Regions from separate parts of the Homo sapiens genome. Here region 2 is linked to region 1. A link is an interaction called in ENCODE POLR2A ChIA-PET data of the cell type or tissue named here. Cell type or tissue: A673. All regions are shown on one strand.

Region 1 (2,500 bases):
GAGTGATTTCTTTGTAATGTCTGTAAAGATAAACACTAAGGAAGATCCTCAAGCAGTTGTCTAAGACTTTGTACTGACTACTTTTGCTCCCTCTGCCTCCCATCCTGGCATAGTGAAAGCAAAGAGAGAGTGTGGAATAACAGTGGAGGTCTGTACCCCAAATTAGCCAAGTAAACCAAGAAAAAAAAATTTTTTAACAGTTAGAAAATAGACGTAATCAGGGTTTTTTTTCATTTAACTTCACAAAACAGTAATATGTAAAGTTTCTAGTACACACAGCTTCTGCTTTACCATATGACAGACCCGTGACACGTTAAGGAGCAAGGAATATGCATATGCCTATATCAATTAATCACCTCTAGTAAGAGTGGTTTTTTATTTTACAAGAAACTCAGTAACAATGGAAGAAAGACAAACACTAAGGTAGATCCTCAAGCAGTGGGCAAAATATCCAGAAATCTGTCTCAAATTTTCTTGGAAACATTCAGTGCCATGAAATTCTTCCATCAGGAAGAATTTCCATCCACAGAAATACAAACTACCATCAGAGAAGACTATAAACACCTCTATGCAAATAAGCTAGAAAATCTAGAAGAAATGGATAAATTCCTGGACACATACACCCTCCCAAGACTAAACCAGGAAGAAGTCGAATCCCTGAATAGACCAATAACAAGTTCTGATGTTGAGGCAGTAATTAATAGCTTACGAACCAAAAAAAGCCCAGGACCAGATGGATTCACAGCCGAATTCTATCAGAGGTACAAAGAGGAGTTGGTACCATTCTTTCTGAAACTATTCCAAACAATAGAAAAAGAGGGACTCCTCCCTAACTCATTTTATGAGGCCAGCATCATCCTGATACCTAAGCCTGGCAGAGACACAACAAAAAAAGAAAATTTCAGGCCAATATCCTTGATGAACATCAATGTAAAAATCCTCAATAAAATAGTGGCAAACTGAATCCAGCAGCACATCAAAAAGCTTATCCATCACAATCAAGTTGGCCTCATCTCTGGGGTGCAAGGCTGGTTCATCATATGCAGATCAATAAATGTAATCCATAACATAAACAGAACCAATGACAAAAACCACATGATTATCTCGATAGATGCAGAAAAGGTCTTCAATAAAATTCAACACCCCTTCCTGCTGAAAACTCTCAGTAAACTAGGTGTTGGTGGAATGTACCTCAAAATAATAAGAGTTACTTGTGATAAGCCCCCAGCCAATATCATACTGATTGGGCAAAAGCTGGAAGCATTCCCTTTGAAAACCAGCACAAGACAAGGATGCCCTCTCTCACCACTCCTATTCAACATAGTATTGGAAGTTCTGGGCAGGGCAATGAAACAAAAGAAAGAAAGTGTATTCAAATAGGAAGAGAGGAAGTCAAATTGTCTATGTTTGCAGATGACATAATTGTGTATTTAGAAAACACCACTGTCTCATCCCCAAATCACCTTAATCTGATAAACAACTTTAGCAAAGTCTCACTATACAAAATCAATGTGCAAAAATCATAAGCATTCCTTTTCACCAATAATAGACAAACAATCACATAATGAGTAAACTCCCATTCACAACTGCAACAAAGAGAATATAATACCTAGGAATACAACTTACAAGGGATGTGAAGGACCTCTTCAAGGAGAACTGCAAACTGCTGCTCAAGGAAATACGAGAGGATGCAAACAAATGGAAAAACTCTCCATCCTCATGGGTAGGAAGAATCAATATTGTGAAAATGGCCATAATGCCCAAAGTAATTTATAGATTCAATACTATTCCCATCAAGCCACCATTGACTTTCTTCATAGAATTAGAAAAAAAACTACTTTAAATTACATATGGAACCAAAAAAGAATGTATAGCCAAGACAATCCTAAGCAAAAAGAACAAAGCTGGAGGCATCACACTACCTGAATTCAAACTATACTACAAGGCTACAGTAACCAAAACAGCTTGATACTGGTACCAAAACAGATATATAGACCAATGGAACAGAACAGAGGCCTCAGGAATATCACCACACATCTACAACCATCGGATCTTTGATAAACCTGACAAAAGCAGAGGGGAGAGGATTCCCTATTTAATAAATGGTGATGGGAAAACTGGCTAGCCATATGCAGAAAGTTGCAACTGGATTCCTTCCTTACACTTTATACAAAAATTAAGAGGGATTAAATATTTAAAGGTAAGACATAAAACCATAAAAACCCTAGAAGAAAACCTAGGCAATACCATTGAGGACATAGGCATGGGCAAAGACTTCATGACTAAAACACAAAAAGCAATGGCAACAAAAGTCAAAATTGACAAATAGGACATATTTAAACTAAAGAGCTTCTGCACAGCAGTAGAAACTGTCATCAGAGTGAACAGGCAACCTACAGAATGGGAGAGTTTTTGCAATCTATCCATCTGACAAAGGGCTAATATCCAGAATCTGCAAAGAACTTAAACAAATTACAAGAAATAAACAATCCCAACAAAA
Region 2 (2,500 bases), 150 kb before region 1:
GGCATTTCCTTGGGGTTTCCCTTTATCTGGTGGCAGCTTCTGATATCTTGGGTCTGTCATCTTCTCAAACTGTCTTACTTTTTTACTTCTTCTATTTCCTGTCCAGTGTCAGCAACTCTCACCTCTTTATTTTTTATTTTATTTTTTGAGATGGAGTTTCACTCTTGTTGCCCAGGGCTGGAGTGCAAGGGCATGATTTCGGCTCACTGCAACCTCCACATCCCGGATTCAAGCGATTCTCCTGCCTCAGCCTCCCGAGTAGCTGGGATTACAGGCATGCACCACCATGCCTGGCTAATTTTGTATTTTTAGTAGAGACGGGGTTTCGCCATGTTGACCAGGCTGGTTTTGAACCCTCTGACCTCAGGCGATCCACCCACCTCCGCCCGCCAAAGTGCTGGGATTACAGGCATGAGCCTCTACACCCAGCCAGCATCTCTCAGCTCTTAAAGTCCCCTCATTCCTCATGACTTACCCAGAGGACAATCTGTGGCAGAGCCCTAGCTACTTCCTCTAAGACAAACTGCTTTTCCCCACCCCCATAGCTCTTTCAGTCAATGGTTCTTCCAAATAGCAGCTCTTTTAAGGACACTGCTGTGAGTCTTCTAGATTAGCTTTAGGGAAGCAAATCTGCATAAATACTCACTATCATCATTGTAACTGCCCCCTCAGCAACTTTCTACTTTTCTCCAAGGTAGAGAAATGGTCTGTTGATTTTTGCTTTAGCTCAGGGTTTATTCTCAGGCACACAGAGGATTCCAGGACGCTACGATTCTCATTTTGTTGGGGATAATTCAAGAATCCGGGGAGCCTGGCAAAACCCTCCTGTTTATATTTACTTCCTTGGGTACAGCAGCACATAACGAATCAAGACTCAGAAACAGCTCTGGGCTTCTCATAGTTCCCTGAGTTAATTATGCAAAGTAAACTCTAATAAAGATCGTGGGTTATACACATAAAAGAGGCTTAAATCCATGCTTCATTTAAGCTCATTGTGATGAGCAGATATTTGGTAGCTTGCTGCCTTTTCTCTGTGGGCTAACAGATTAGAGTTTACTTTAGGGTAGCATAATTTCTTCTTCAAGGGAAGCCAGTTAAATGCTAAAAAAAATCACTTTCTGAGGGGTTACTAGTGAGTTGGACTTTGGACCTTTGTGTGTGTGTGTGTGTGTCTGTAGTTTTCGTTGTCTAATCCTTCAAAGCTGAGAATTGGGAGGGCTTCTTATTAGGGATACATCTGTAGCAGGGGACGATACGGCCTACAGATAAATGTCTCCTCTATCTGTGGTGCATGGGTAAGCCTTTTCTGAAGCCATTAGACTATGACCCAATTTTTTCTGAAAAGGAGTCTAATTCAAAATCATAGCGCTGATGGAAAGATTAGGAAATATAATTTGACATAATTTTGCTGGCTTGGTGGGCAGATTAACTACATTGTTAAAGAACTTAATTCTTGTTCTTGAAGGACCCTTGATGTCAGGCACTGTCTTCCCTATTTCTGCTCATTTTTAGACCTTAATGTCTTCAAGGTACAGGCTCTGCGTTAATCCTGAGGAATGTGGGAACTGAGTTTCAGGAGCCTTATCTGCACCAGCAGGTGGAGTCTGGGATCCTGCCACAAATAAGTGGGGGCGAGGGAAGAACTCAACTTCTGACATGCTACAAAGCATTTCTGAGCTGTGATATCTGATTGGCACCCTACCTCCTAATCTCTCCCAGGTGTCAGGCAGTGTCAGGATCTGGGTTACTTTATTCTAATATTTCAGAGGCATACTATGATTCAGAACTCATTATCATTTCTAAAAGCCAGACTTATGGTTTAAAAAAATAGTAATATTGATAACGGCTCAGTTTGATTTAGCACACACACTTAGCACCATGTAGAGTGTACTTTTCAAACATTTTATGTGGATTTATCTCATTTTATTCTCACAACAATTCTAATAAAGTATTTTTATCATCTGCATTTTGCAGTTCAGAAAATAGAAGCTTTGAAATGTTAAGTAACTTGCCTGAGTTTACACAGCCTGTAAGTTGCAGAACCAGAATTTGAAGCCATACTCTCTGACTCTAAAACATGCATTTTAACCACACCTCTAGTTGTGTGTTACATTATAGTTTTCCTGTGTAAAGACCCAGGTGAGAACCTCTTAAAACCAGATAAATCTTGTTCTGACATCTGGTTTGTTTACATCTGAGGGAAACACTACAAACTTTAGGCATATTTTTTTATGTGTATGTGTGCATGCGCCAATATTAAAAGTTGGCTTTATGTATCTTCCCTTTGGACTGATTTTCCCATTTGCTAATTTTAATTGTGTGGTATGTATCTCAGGGTCTTGATTAGAGCAATACTTGCTGCTGCTACCCCTCTCACTGGCTTTACACGGGAGAAGTTTATGTTTCACTCACATAATCATTCAGTGCTAGTGTTCCCGGCTGGTGGGCTGTCTTCCTCAGGATGATTCAGGGATTTAGACTTCCTTCATTGCATGGCTTT

What was found. ChIA-PET counts read pairs that join two places held together with the same protein. Peaks named below come from ENCODE experiments on the same cell type or tissue, not always from the same donor. Only the 100,000 strongest peaks of a DNase experiment are listed, where the experiment ranks them.
Region 2: POLR2A ChIA-PET joins it to region 1 with 11 read pairs; 2 of 35 experiments call an interaction of 5 or more read pairs at or near these places.

The regions. Positions count from the first base shown.
Region 1 is chr13:60,903,738-60,906,237 of GRCh38, forward strand. No RefSeq gene overlaps it. Among named protein-coding and RNA genes, the nearest start is that of LINC01442, 12 kb to the right of the region's middle. In A673, no CTCF peak of the experiment used is centred here; no DNase peak of the experiment used is centred here.
Region 2 is chr13:60,753,914-60,756,413 of GRCh38, forward strand. No RefSeq gene overlaps it. Among named protein-coding and RNA genes, the nearest start is that of LINC00378, 82 kb to the left of the region's middle. In A673, a CTCF peak has its summit at 1,589 (motif pointing right); DNase peaks (open chromatin) are centred at 548 and 968; H3K27ac peaks cover 1,705 bases.